3 separate regions of the Homo sapiens genome follow, and regions 1 and 3 are each linked to region 2. Evidence: chromatin contacts called from ENCODE Hi-C or POLR2A ChIA-PET data. All regions are on one chromosome and are shown on one strand. Each heading gives the region's core, a stretch centred on a gene start or an enhancer-like site at or near the end of the contact. The rest is flanking DNA. Distances are from core to core; before and after follow the strand shown. Region 1 has its middle 14 kb from the start of CXXC5. Region 2 overlaps ECSCR (endothelial cell surface expressed chemotaxis and apoptosis regulator). Region 3 overlaps CXXC5 (CXXC finger protein 5).

Region 1 (4,487 bases), core at 1,984-4,483, 170 kb before region 2:
GCACTCGACACACAGGTGGTCTTGGTCATTGCTAATGGTTCTATACTACTAAGTCATGTGTATATAATAATGACTGTAACTACTTAGCATCATTCTCTCCATGTTAGTCCAGTCCCTTCCAGGAACCTGATTCACCCCAGCAGCAAAACTAGTTCTGCCATCACATACACCTGGGAAACACAACTCAAGTGTTACAAACACAATTCACGGTGCTGCACTCACCCACAGAGAGGCCACATTCTCACTTCCCCCAGTATACAACCACACCCACCCCAGAATCCCCTCCACAGGGGGAGCAGGCTGTGCTCATGCAGCTGAAAGCTCTGGCTCAGAGACCTTGGTGGGGAAACCACCCCTAATCTCTCACCAGGTGCAACCCAACTAGTGTGCACTGCTACTGGCCCCATTTCCTGCCACTCTCAGAAAGCTGTAGAACACAAAGCACTTCCCTCCTAAAGGTCACCCACCTAGTTACAAAGGGACCCAGAGCCTCCCAAATAAACTCCTTAAGGACTATCCCTTGTCAGTCCCCCTTTCCATTTCTCCATTTCCCCCTAGAGAAGCTGAAGCACCAGTTTCAGTCCCCAGAAAGGCTCTCCCCATTCCAAATCCAAAGCAGGAAACAGGGCTGGCCCCAGAGCTCAGCAATCTCCCCACTCCCATTCCCAGTGGTGCATGTGTGTGGGAACAGGGCCAAGATTCATCAGTCCTTCAGCACACCCTTAAAGGCCACTCCTGTGGTTCCAGTGCAAGGCCAGCTGGGCTGTAGCCCTCACTTCCTCAGTTCAGGCCTGGGCCCACCCAAGGGCTTCCAGGAAATCTCTTGTAGCCAGGGAGCTCCCCCTAAAGGTCCTGTCTAGAATGACTCCCCACATTCCCTAGTTTTGCCTGGCTGTGTGACCTTTGTTAATTCCCCAACCTCTCTGTGCCCAGATCCCAAGTCCTGCCCACAGATCCAAGACACCCTTCAACCCCCTCACAGAGGCTCTCTTTGACTAGGGAGAGAGGTGTGGGCCTGTGACCTAGAATGTGGAGAGGAAAGATGCTGGCTGTAGGTGCCACAATCACCCAGTCATTTATCCCTCTCCCTTCCCCTTCAAACAGAGCTGGGAAACAGCTGGGGGAGATCTGGCCTCCTTCCACAGCATACCCCTCCTCCGTGGCTGGAGGCAAATCCTCCCCCAACCCCAGGCTTTTATTCACCAGGCAGGACAACTGGATTCCCTTTTGTCCCCCAAGGTAAGGGGAAGGACAGACAGACACTGGGCAAGGACACACAGTCTGGCTAGCCATGGCCATTATTCTGCCTGCTCACCCTGTTTGTGGGCACACTCTTGCAGGCCTTAACAAGTGGGCATGTGAGCCATAGGCTGCAAAAGGGCCCAGCCAGTCTTCCCCAGGTCCCTGGATGTCCCAGGAGCTAGCCCAGCTCAAAGGAGGGCAAACCTCTAGCATGTACAGGAATCCAAGAAAGATGTCTCACTGTCCAGGCCTACCTCCCTGAACCATAAGCACCCACGGTCACAACCCTTTAATTTGATAAGGTCATTTTCCACCAAGCATTGCCTATGGGTCAGGCTGGTGACCAAGTGCCCGTTTTCTAGATGAGAAAATCAAAGCAAAAGACAGATAAGTTTATTGCCCAACTGAAAACCCATGGTCTTGTGATTCAAACCCAGATCTGATCCTGTTCTTCAAAGGCTACAGAGCCTTCGTGTTTATGCATCACACCCTGATGCATAAACACTAAGGAGTGTACATGCTCACAATTCTCACTCTCAAGCTCCTGAACACATGTGCAGTCCCCTTCTGCACACACACATACAGGCTGGCCTAAGCTCTCCCATGCCTGGGGCCTGTCAGCCACATTCTCCATGGCTCCCTCCTTCTAACAGGGACAGGGACAGGCAGGGAATCTAAATTCCCGGGTTTCCGCCCTGACCCTGACCCCACTCCTTTCCCACTCAGAGAACACATACCTCCTGCTACAGCCAGAAAACCAGCCCCAGAGGGAGGCCTGGGGGAGAATAAGCAATTCTGGGGGCCAACTGCCTAAGCTCCAGTTATTTGCCTGGGTTTGACATAATAGGAAGTCAGCAGCTTTCCCTGCAGGTAGCTCCCACCCTCTAGCGAGGCTAGACCCAAGGCTTCCCTCCTTATTCCAGAAACTTTCTTAGTTGAGATTCCTTTGGATCCAGCAAAATCCCTCACATGATTAGGCACTACAGCAGGACTCGTGGAGCTCTCAATACACCGTTCTCCTTAGAGTCTATCAGTAGGCAAAAGCTTAGGTTCTAGGTACCAACAGCACCCAGGCAGCTTTCCCCATCTAGGGGCAGTGGTAGCTAATTCTCACAGCCCTGCCTGGGGCTCCCAAATAAACTCCTTGACCTGGGAATTTAGATTCCCTGCCTGCCCCTGTCCCTGTTAGAAGGAGGGAGCCATGGAGAATGTGGCTGACAGGCCCCAGGCATGGGGGGCTCAGCCACTTGGTGGGCTCAGCAAATCTGGAACATTTGCATATCCAGATGGCCAAGCCTTGAATTTCAAAGATTTCCCCATGAAGAGGCAGCTGGCTTCCGGGTGGTGGCCCTGGACGCTCACACCTGTTGGGCTGGAAGACTGAGGAGACCAGGGCCCCAAAATACAAGATAAACTTGAAACAGACAAGAACATTTCCCAGGCCCTATCACTAGCCCCCAACTCTGCTCCTTCTGTCCCCAGGCCTCCATCTTCAAGGTCTAAGGAGCCATGTGCTGGTTGCCCAGGGTAGGTGGGCAGGCAAGTGATAATGGACTGCTGCCTCTGTGACCTGCTAGAAATATGGGATCTCCTTGTTCACATGCAGCAATAGACAGATCTTTTCCTGCATGTAACCTGGAGCTAGGTGGGCAGAGGTCCTAACCTGGAGCCTGGTTCACCTATTCACACACAGAGACATGGCTGCCATAGCAACGGGGAGGGCAGAGGGGAGCTGGCAGCTTGACACTTCCAGTAGGCTTTGGGCTGAAATACAAGTCACTAACCTTTTCCTTCACTGTAAGGCTGAGAACCTGACTGAACTTGGCACTGGCCCATCTGATTCTGGATATACCACGCACAAAGCTTAAGTCCGAAAGAATCTCCCCACTCCAACAAAAGCCCCTCTCAGGTTGTGCCCATGCAGATTCACTGACCACACGCCTCACGGTTGTCACAGCTATGGGTCACCACTGCCCTCTGCTGGCCACTCAAGGCACTAGCATCCACTCAGACACCAAAGCCATCATCTCACTCCCCACATAAGCAAACACACTTCAGTCATCACCTCCATCTGTGGGCACTGAAATGCAACTCCATTCAGCCGTCCTCTGAGCCAGGGGGCTGACAGGAGACAGGAAGAACAGGGACCACCTCAGGGACACAATGTATTAAGGAAGAAATCACAAAGGAATTCTGCTCCCTCCAATATACATCTGAAACTTCAAAAGGAAGTGCCCCCCGCCCTTTTTTTTTTTTTTTGAGTCAGAGTTTCTCTCTTGTTGCCCAGGCTGGATGCAATGGCGCGATCTCGGATCTCGGTTCACTGCAACCTCCACATCCCCGGTTCAAGAGATTTTCCTGCCTCAGCCTCCCAAGTATCTGGGATTACAGGCATGCACCACCACGCCTGGCTAATTTTGTATTTTTAGTAGAGACGGGGTTTCTCCATGTTGCTCAGGCTGGTCTTGAACTCCTGACCTCAGGTGATCCACCTACCTCGGCCTCCCAAAGTGCTGGGATTACAGGCGTGAGCCACCACGCCTGGCTGGAACTGCCTTTTTATGAAGCTTGGAGGTTGAATCCAGGAAACAGTACCTGCCCTATAACTTGTTATGCACCAGAGCCTCCCCAACTTGCCTTGTTTCCTCCAAAGGAGGACTAAGCTGAGGTCACTTGGAACCATCCTTCCAAAAAGCTCACCTTCTCTGGCAAGTTTGGGAAAGCCTTGGTTTCCCTTGTTCCTTCTGTCACTCTGCAGCAGGTGACTGAAAGTCTCAGGTGCCCTCTCAAACGAGGCCAGCTCCCCTCGACTCTCTGTGCAACACATGACAGGTAGCCACACCTTCCAAGATGGCAGTGATGCTGGCTAGGAGGAGAAACTGCCCACAACGACCAAATCAGTATTGCCCCTTAATCAGATGGGAAAAGCTCCAGACAACTGTCACCACATAGGTAGCTTAGCATTTGCCAACTACCTCAAACATGGAACACTTCTCTTACCCAAGATGGTGCTGGCTCTGCGTCCCAAATGTCAGATTGTATTTGTGGGTTGTTTCTAGAAACCTCCAAGTCAGAGGGCCCAGGAGCTTTGGAGCTTCTAAAGCAATCTCATTTTCTATGGAGAACTTTAAACCCAAGGAAAGCTGGCAATTTGAAGACTAGGTTTTAACTCAAAAAACCAAACCCTCCCCACTCACATTTTCCAGAGGCTCTAAAGTTTAGGGAAGGGTGACATCTTTTTAAGA
Region 2 (4,738 bases), core at 1,600-4,099:
TGGCCTCCTGAATTGTGGGAGGGAGCTGTGTTAGTGCAAGACCCAGGCCCAAAGCTCCTTCTAGGATGTGCTCAGGCTACTCATGACCCTCACCCTCTGATCTTGGGGCAGGGCTGACGACGGCCACTCTCTCAACTGTTCTAACACAAATCCTCTGCACCATGGGCTTCACAGGGGATCTGTTCTCTCCTTTCACATGAGGAGTAGCAACCTAGGAATTCCTAATGTAGATTTTAAAGTTAAATCACAGCAAGAGGGACTCAGGTTAGACACAAAGAACTATTCACCAAGGAGGATGTGCTTAACATTCTCACATCCAGGGGGCTAGAGTAGATGACCTCCAGAGGAGGCTACTTGGAAATGGCACCTCTCTGACAGGCTCTGCCAGCCAATGAGTTGTGAAGCCGCTCATAGGGGTCCTCTCATCAGGGAGCAGTTGCTGGGAATCATGACGAGTCCAGGGCATTCTGACTCACAGGGCAGCAACTTCCCTTTGACCATTCCTGCTCTGCCCCCACCTCACCCTCTACAAGTCCTCTGTGCTCAAAGCAGCAGAAAGAGTGCACAAGAGGGCTCAGATGGGGAGGGGTGGTGGCCCCTCGTCGGTGGTGGGTAAGAGGGCCTGAGTACCAGAACACTGGCTTCCGGAGATGTCAGGCATTTCTCTAAAAGTCCATGGGCTGGAGGACAAGACTCTGATTGTCCCCATCCCCTCCTACCCCCTCCATGACAGAGTCACAGGTCTGGGGCTGGGGAACAAGGCTGTTGTGGAAACTGCAGGTGAAGCTCATGAGGTGGCATTTTCACAGGCCGAGACTTTTCCCAGCCTCCCTACCCACTGTTTTCTCCCAGGCAAGTGCCAGCACTCTCAAATGCCCTGTGTCGGCTGTACCTAAGCTGCTGTCACCCGCCCCGAGTTTCCTAACCCTTCATCCTGAAGTGTGCAGAGCATTTCCTGGCTCCTTCATCTTGGTGGACTGAGGAATCCTGAGCACATTCAGGCCCATAAAGGGACTTGACTACGGATACCCAGAGGCAGGGCAGACTTGAGACTTGGAGGATTTGAGAGAACAGGGCAAAAACAAAAGTGTCTGGCCTTCATTGAGCATGTCAGGCACTGCGTTAAGTGCTTCATATGCATTTTCCTTCCTTCACAACAACTTGCGAGGTACTGATACCACTTGCATTTTACTTAGTTATTTTTGAGACAGGGTTGCTCCATTGCGCAGGCCAGAGTTGCAGTGGCATGATCATGGCTCACTGCAGCCTTGACCTCCTGGGCTCAAGCAATCCTCCTGCCTTAGCCTCCTGTGTAGCTGGGGGCTACAGGCACACACCACCACACCCAGCTAATTTTTGCATTTTTTTGTAGAGACAAGGTTTTACCATGTTGCCCAGGCTGGTCACTTGTACTTCAAAGTAAAGAAAACTGAGGCCTAGGTCAGACAGCGACAAAGCCAGGACTTGAACTCAGGCTTGCCAGGCTCGATTAAAATCCACGATTTTAACTTCTAAACTATGCTTTTGAGGAAAAAATGGGGAGGGGTGTGTGTGGAGATAGACTAGAAGGGGATAAAGCAGACAGAATTAGAGAGGGGAGACCTGGGAAATCAAAAATTCCTGTGGCTAGAGTTCTTTGGGAATCTGCAGGCCCAGTGGTCAGAGACACCCTCGGCTGTAGACACAGATGCTCCCTAAGTCCCTCCCTTACCCACAGAGAAATCTTTGTTGGTGACAAAAAGTTTGGGTAGTGGGAGGGGCAAGAGGCAAAGAAAGAGCAGGGTCTTGAAGCTTGTGACTTTGGAACTCCTCCCAAGCCACTGAATAATTTTCTTTCTAGATAAATGCAGGAAGGCAGTTCCCTGTGCCTTCCCTGTACCTTCCCACCAAAAACTAAGTTATAACCTTACAGCATTTAGATAGTACATTAGGCCAGGCTCGGTGGCTCACGCCTGTGATCCCAGCATTTAGGATGCTGAGGCGAATGGATCACCTGAGGTCAGGAGTTTGAGACCAGCCTGGCCAACATGGTGAAACCCCATCTCTACTAAACATACAAAAATTAGCCGGGCATGGTGGCAGGCGCCTGTAATCCCAGCTACTCAGGAGGCTGAGACAGGAGAATAGCTTGAGCCCGGGAGGCGGAGGTTGCAGTGAGCTGAGATCGCGCCACTGCACTCCAGCCTGGGTGACCAAGAGCGAAACTCTGTCTCAAAACGAAAAAAAAAAAACAAAAAATACATTACATATGCTGGATTAGTAACTGATACATGTTTTCAGGACATGCCTTGGGTTAAAAGGATTCTCCAAGGGTCCTCCCCAGCTAGAAAGGGTTTTCTCTAGCCTGGGCTTCCTATAAATTTTGACTCCCCTCTTGACCATCCCCCTCTCGCCAACAAGGGAATGGGGCTCTCAGAAATGGTGATCTAGAAAAACATGGCCCAGGGTTTGGTAATTTTACACTTGGAAGCAATTAATTCTACACTATCCAGATGATAGCCCCATGGAGGAAGGCAGTGGCTTAAGGAAAATAAGCAGAGCAGCAGGTTGCCACAGGCTGGGGTGGGCCCCTGGCACCCAGCCGCCTCTGTCCACCCAGGCCTGGGCTGAATGCTCCCCTGATGCTGAGAGACCAAGGGAGCAGCAGAGCCAGGCCAGGGGCTGTAGTCCCTGCTCAAGCAGAGGGACGGGAACCCAGCTGGGCGGCTCCACTTCCCCACGTTGTTTTCCTTTCACATTGTTCACAGGTTTCAAGAATGATTTCATTGTGGAAAATGAGCAAATACAACCTGACCTTTCAGGTTCCACATACACAGCGGGACACACACAAGGGCACACGAGCATGCACATACATTTGCATAGAGCCCCGCAGACACACGTGTACATACAAAAAAGCCAGTGAGGGCTTCTGATTGGGGACTCTTGGTGACTGACCCCTCTCTGGGTTTGGTCAATAACAACCATTTCCTATGTATCCTCTGCCTGTGAGAGTGAATGGGTTGCTCATGCTAGAGCTTCCCTGCCTCCTATATATACCTCAGAACTTACTTTCTGCACAGGCCCCTACCTCTAGGCAAGATACAAGCCCTAATCCCCATCCCCATCTCACTCACCTTCCCGTCTCTCAGCCCCTTCCCTGGGGGCAGGACCAGGGTGACAGTAGCTTAAGGTAAACATTAGCCTAGAGACCTGGAGTCCTGGGCCCTTCCTTGTCTAGGTGTGGCAGGTCATTGATCTTCTGTCCTTAGAAATGTCACTAGTTTAAAATAACCTTCTCCTGACTCTGCATCAGGTTGGTAAAATGCCCATGTCAGATTGAAGAGACAGGGAAGGACTTCGGGACTCTGAGCCATGAGGTGGTGGTGATGTTGCTATTGAGTCACAGTCTCAGAGGAAGCCAGCACCGTGAGCCACAGCCCACATCCTTTAGTCCTCTGCCTAGTGTGTCTGCCTTCCAGCATGGTAGGCTTAGAAAGCCAAAACGTTTTTTTCTGTTTTCTTTTCTTTTTTTTTTTTTTTGAGACAGAGTCTCACTTTGTCTCCCAGGCTGGAGTGCAATGGCATGATCTCAGCTCACTGCAACCTCTACCTCCCGGGTTCAAGCGATTCTCATGCCTCAGCCTCCCAAGCAGCTGGGATTACAGGCGTGTGCCATCAGGCCTGCTAATTTTTGTATTTTTAATAGAGGCAGGGTTTCACCATGTTGGCCGGGCTAGTCTTGAACTCCTGACCTCAAGTGATCTACCCACCTCAGCCTCCCTAAGTGCTGGGATTACAGGTGTGAACCACCGCACCTGGCCAGTGTTTTCTTTTCTTTTTTCTTTTTCTTTCTTTTTTTTTTTTTTTTTTTTTTTTTTTTTTTTTGTTGAGATAGGGTCTCCACCTGTTGCCCAGGCTGGAGTGTAGTGGTGCAATCATAGCTCACTGCAGCCAGCCTCAACCTTCTGGTCTCAAGCAATCCTGCCACCTCAGCCTCCTGAGTAGCTAGGACTCCAGGTGTGCACTACTGTGCCTGGAGAATTTAAAAAAAAAAAAAAAACAAAACAAAACAAAATTTTTTTTTAGAGACAGGGTCTTGCTATGTTGCCCAGGCTGGGCCAGAAGGCATTCTAAGGGTTCCTTTCTAGGCTCTGTGCTGGGCAGGGGACTTACCAAGCTATGTGTTTTGCTTTCTCTTGCAGGCCACAACTCCCAGCCCACAATGACCCAGACCTCTAGCTCTCAGGGTAAGACCAAACACATGGGTCTACTCCAGCGTGTAGGCCTAGGAGCTTAGGAAGGGTGAGAGGAGCTCTATGCCAATTTAGCCTTAACCTCAGGGGGCTGGGGCCGCAGCTGGAGCGGGAGCTCTCAGGACTCACCAAGGCTGAGCTCATCTAAGGATTTTTTTTCAGCCTAGCTGAGTCTAATGTACCTTGAAAGAAAAAAGAGGTGAATGGTTGGGAATGAGGGGTGGGGGATGGGGTAGGGAGAAAGACACACAGATCTAGGGAACAAGAGAGGGAGATGGAACAGTAGGAGGCGGTGCACCCCTCAGCCTCAGATGTTCTGTTTCAGGAGGCCTTGGCGGTCTAAGTCTGACCACAGAGCCAGTTTCTTCCAACCCAGGTGAGTGAGTGTGGTTGCTGAGGTCCCTGCTCCTGCCCCACACCCATTCATTCAGACCTGCTTGGAGCCCAGGGGTTCTTGGGTGGGACAGGGAGTGTGGTGTCACCAAACCTACCCCACCTCCCACTCC
Region 3 (4,687 bases), core at 1,561-4,060, 230 kb before region 2:
GTGGCCTTGACTACAGCCGAGCCATGTAGCCATCGCTGCCTCCTTTTTTGTGGCAGTACAAAGCTGGGCTGAGCCTGGGAATGGTGGCTGGGGCCCCGAGCCAGAATCTGTGCCTGTTGGAGATGGCGTGGGTCTTGGCACTACTAACTGTGAGGTGACCTTTGGCTCTGCAAAGCACCCTGTCAAGCTCACCACCCCACAACCCCTGGCTATGTTGTCCTTCTTTCTTGGAACACAGAGAGGTAAGGGCACCTGGCCAAGGTCATCTAGCAAGGACACACACATACACACACACACGGCTTTGACACATGGTGACCAAGAAATAAGCAGGGACCCATGTGTCCAGACTCCCAGGCCCCCTTTCCATTCTTTTGGAGGTACCTGATTTTTCTCTCAAGGTAGCCAGGAGCCTGGGTTCTAATCAGGTCCCTGCTACCATCTTGCTCTTGCTATAGGGGAAGTCACATACCCTCTCTAGGCTTCAGTTTCTTACCAATAAAATGGGTAATAATTTCTGTCCTGATGACTTTTGGGGGCCAAAGAAGTAAACTTACTGGACAAACTGAAACCAACCCTGGGCCTCCAACCAGCCTTGGGCCAAGGGGAAGTACTCGTATAGACAGCCCAGCTCCTGGCCCACAATCACCCAGTACAGCCACAGGACCTATCCTTCTTCCTTCTTCCTGCACAGCGCAACCACAGCAAGCTCAGAGCAGAGGGTCAAAGGCCTCGTCTGGAGTCCTGAGTCAGGTCCAGGGCATGGGACAGGCGCCTCAGTCTGGGTGGGGGATAAAGGCAGCTAGAGACTAGGTCAGGCCAAGACTGGCTGCTGTCGGGGGAGGGGGCGCCTGGCAGGCGCTGGGCAGGCTGGGGTTGGGGGAGGCCTTTGGCGGCCTCAGAGAACAAAGAGGCCGGGGTTGCCAGGATATTCTGTGGAGTTGAAGCCGGTGGTGATGGGGCTGGGAGAGGGGCCGCAGCGGCCGTGGGAACTGCGCCTGCTGCCCCCACGCCAGCTCCCCCATCCAGACTGGGCCTCAGGGCCATGCGAGGGCACAGGCTGCAGGTGAGAGGGGCTGTCAGATCCCCCACTCTCTCCCTAGAGAGGCTTTCAGGGCGGAGACCCAGGAAGTGCTGGAGGCAGACACACAAGGCAATAGTGTCAGCAACACTGAGAGGATCACAGGTGCACACTGACACAAAGCCATGACCACACACCCAGGGTTATGCAGGCAGCATCACAGGGTCACACTATAGTCACACGGAGACATCACACACACACAATCCCTGGTCAGTCCCAGCCCACATCCATGATGGCCACACAGACACAAAGTCACACACTTATTGAACCACCCAGTTTTGCCACAGGGTCACGCAATGCCACGTGTGTTGTAAACCCAAAGTGACACACTCACATAGAATCACTCAATGTCACACACTCACACAGAATCACCCAAAGTCACACATTCAGTTGTACAAGCCGGTATCACACTGGGTCTGTTACAGAACTGTACAATGTCACAAGAGTACACACGCAATGTCACAGAACATTCCAAAGTGTGGCCACTGACATACACTAACCCATTCACATCTCAGTCTCCAATAAACTGTCACAAACCCATTTGCATATCACACCCGATGTCACACATAGCCACATTACTGCACAAAGCCTCACACAATTGTCAGGCCCTTAAAGCATCACTCACACACACACACACACACACACACACACACACACGTCCACGCAGGGGCTACCTGGAGGCTGGACTTCTCTCCAGCCCAGTGTGTGCACCCAGCCTCTCAAACCCCCACCGTTCTGTGTCTAGAGCTGGCTCTAAATGCCAGATCACCCAGGTCAGGGTACAGGGTACCTGGAGGAAAGGCTCCTGGGTCACCAGGAAGTCAGTTTCCCAACTGTAGCAGAGGAGAGGTGAGGGCACCTGAGGGGAGGGGAGCTGGGTACACAACCCTGCCAGGGAGCCTGCCTCTAAGGAAGTCTCCGTCAGCTGGGGAACAGCAGGGGTGAGCCTGCAACAGACAGAGTACAAGATACAGAGATGGAGAGACAGGAGGGGCAGAGACCCAGAGACACGGAGAGGCTTAGAGATCAGGAAAGATGGAGACCCAAAGACACAGGAGCGTCAGGGACCGAAAGAGACCTTCAGGACATGCAGAGAGTGAGCCAGAGAGACAGAAAGCTGGTGCAGGCTGGGGTCGGGCTGCATCCAGGTAGGGGAAGGGCCAGAGGCTGGGTCACTCTACGGAGGTGGGAAGTGGGAGGTGGGAGGTGGGGGTGGCCAGGGCTTCAGGGAGGACACACAGCCAGGCAGAAGGTGAGGGACATCTTGGTGAGATTTAGGTGAATAATAGTTTAAAAATAGCAACACCAGCTGCCATTGACAGAGCTTGCAAGTCAGGCCCTTCCCAAGTGTGATCGCATTTCATCCTCAGGCAACTTTATGGGGGAAACAATTATTGTCCCGTTTCCCAGATGAGGTAACTGAGTCCTCAGCATGTTTTCAGCCAGCCTCACAGCTGTCCCCACCCCTGGCCTCCAAACAGAGGGGCTGGCTTACCATTTCCACAAAGCAGTGTGAAGCTGGAACAGGTGAGGAGCTCTGAGTTTCGGCCGTGTGCTGGGGAGTGGGCTCAGGAGACACGCTGGGCTGTGGGTTGGCACACTGAAAGGTACAGGCCGGCTGAGTCACAGCACCCCCTCTGGGCTGGCAACAGAGCCGTCCACCCCACACCTGTAGGTGTGCCAACGAGGGCCGGCTGAGGCCATCTGCAGCCTGTGTGCTGCCAGCAGCGGGCGGAGGCAGGAAGGGGCCTCCTGCCCGGTGCCCCCTGCTGGCCAGGCTCCCCCCACTCCCCACAGGAGGACCCTCCCCACCCTCCTCGAGGTTCTGGAGGTGCCGCTGTTTGCCTTGTGCTGGGGGTGAGGGTGCCCCCCAGCTGCAACACCTCCCCCTACTCCCTGCTGGACACCCCCCTTCGGCAGAGCCGCCTGGAGAGATCACAGGCAGCCACATGAAAGGGAATTTTTCCCAGGCAGAGCTGAAGTTGAAAGCTGCCTCCCACCGCCCCTGCCTGCCCCCGCTGTGCCAGGCCAGGCTGCTGAGGCCCTGGCGCTCGAAGGGAGCTTGTGACACCTGGGAAGGGGTTGGGGGTCAGCGCCACCCCCACCCAACATGGCTGCTTTCTCCTCTCAGGACAATGGCAGAGATAGCCCATCTCCCCCACCTCACTGCCCACTCAGCCTCAGAAATCGCTCCAGCTCTCACCCACCTGAAGCCAGTGCCCAACACTGTCAGGAAGTCCTTCCTGAAGTCTAGCCTCCATCTCAGCCAGGCTCAAAGCAGCTGGGTGAGAAGAACGCTCCCCCAGTGGATGGCTAAGCCTCCTCCTTCAGGTTGGCCTCTGTGATGTACAGGGAGGGGCATGCCACTGCCACCCCTTCCTGTTCAGGCTGCCCTGGCCCAGACCATGTGGCTGTGTGGTGACTTCCCCAGACATTTGACCTCTGAGGTCCCCAGCAGCCTTGTACCAACAAACCCTCTGAGAGTGGGGACAGTCAAAGCCAAGGACACCCCCGTAACTCAGCCTAGCAGCCCTCAGGCCTAAAGAGGAATAGGCGTGTGTGTACAGCCAGGTCCCCACGAAGCCGAGCTGAAACTATTCCCTGGAGAATGACATTGGTGGCTGCGGGAGCACTAGATCCCTGCCAGGTAAGAAAGAAAGAAAGAAGACCCTGAACAGGCAGCTCAGCCTTACCCCCACCTGCCTCGTGGTGCTGGTTGCTTTACTCATCAGGCCCTGATGAACTTAGGTGAGTGAACAGAGGTGGCCCCAAGTGAGTGAAGGTCCCTGGAGGTCCAGGTTCTGAGGCATGGGGTGCAACCAGGCAGTGACTTCCAGATTAAGAGCCTTTCCCTCCTGTCTGCTGGGCTGGTTGCTCCTGCTCTCCCCCATTCTGGATCCAGAGGCCTCTCTTCCCCAAGAAATTCCCATTCTAAATGTCCCTGGGCCATCCTTCTTCCTCCTCCAGGTGGTCCCAGACAATCCCTGCTCAGGAACGGCCCCCAAGTCAGCCCCCCAAAACCGGAGAGCAAGAAGCCAGCGGTGCTTCGTGACACAAACATGCATTCGTTTTATTCACAAAACAGCCTGGTTTCCTAAAACAATACAAACAGCATGTTCATCAGCAGGAAGCTGGCCGTGGGCAGGGGGGCCCAGGCCGCAGGGGGCCCCCTGGGGACCCACCCCCACCAGCAGGGGACCACGCAAAGAAGCCCTTTCTTCTGTTGCCATTAGCAAGGCCAGAAAAAAAGGACTTATTTTCTCTAAGAAAAGTAGCCAGGATTGGAAATATCGAGATGGGGCTCCCCAGATCGCAATGGATAAACGAACAGAACTTTCATTTTTTTTTCCAAAATCACTGTTGGGGTGGGGGATCCCAGTCTCGGGACTGTGGGTGCAGCTCAGCTGGCCTGGTGCTCCCTCCCCTTCTGTGAGCTCCCTGCTGGCAGCTCTGCACGCGTGGATGGATACAGAGCGGCTTCTACACGGCGCCATCAACATTCTCTTTATGAACGTGAGTGGATTCTCCAGGCAAACTATGCACTATTTCATGGTCGGAAAGAATCAAAGGAAGTTTAAATGAGGGTGGAGTTAAACTGTGCTAAATTAC

What was found. Hi-C counts contacts between places; a loop is a spot of excess contacts on that map. ChIA-PET counts read pairs that join two places held with the same protein, here RNA polymerase II (POLR2A). Pooled maps may share reads with other maps.
Region 1: a loop to region 2 is called in a pooled map, with 3 times the contacts of the local background. The contact joins two enhancer-like sites. A Hi-C loop is called at or near these places in 8 of 50 pooled maps. POLR2A ChIA-PET finds 5 or more read pairs at or near these places in 5 of 52 experiments (AG04450, Panc1, T-cell and 2 more).
Region 3: POLR2A ChIA-PET joins it to region 2 with 11 read pairs in activated CD4-positive, alpha-beta T cell. The contact joins two enhancer-like sites. A Hi-C loop is called at or near these places in 2 of 37 single-sample maps with no recorded cell type and 3 of 50 pooled maps. POLR2A ChIA-PET finds 5 or more read pairs at or near these places in 3 of 52 experiments (A673, HEK293 and activated CD4-positive, alpha-beta T cell).

The regions. Positions count from the first base shown.
Region 1 is chr5:139,632,202-139,636,688 of GRCh38, reverse strand. No RefSeq gene overlaps it. Among named protein-coding and RNA genes, the nearest start is that of CXXC5, 14 kb to the left of the region's middle. RefSeq lists a silencer at 172-391, a cis regulatory region at 201-1,036 and an enhancer at 3,071-3,365. Within about 2 kb of position 3,233, at least 4 of the 41 ENCODE cell types and tissues checked have a DNase peak (open chromatin) inside an H3K27ac peak, as active enhancers do.
Region 2 is chr5:139,457,627-139,462,364 of GRCh38, reverse strand. ECSCR (endothelial cell surface expressed chemotaxis and apoptosis regulator) reads left to right here. Exons shown (of 10, transcript NM_001077693.4): 2 at 4,182-4,226; 3 at 4,558-4,608. Among named protein-coding and RNA genes, the nearest start is that of ECSCR, 2.7 kb to the left of the region's middle. RefSeq lists enhancers at 262-850, 851-1,440. Within about 2 kb of position 2,849, at least 15 of the 41 ENCODE cell types and tissues checked have a DNase peak (open chromatin) inside an H3K27ac peak, as active enhancers do.
Region 3 is chr5:139,683,319-139,688,005 of GRCh38, reverse strand. It overlaps CXXC5 (CXXC finger protein 5), which reads right to left. Exons shown (of 3, transcript NM_016463.9): 3 at 4,124-4,687. Among named protein-coding and RNA genes, the nearest start is that of CXXC5-AS1, 36 kb to the right of the region's middle. RefSeq lists an enhancer at 2,408-3,062. Within about 2 kb of position 2,810, at least 9 of the 41 ENCODE cell types and tissues checked have a DNase peak (open chromatin) inside an H3K27ac peak, as active enhancers do.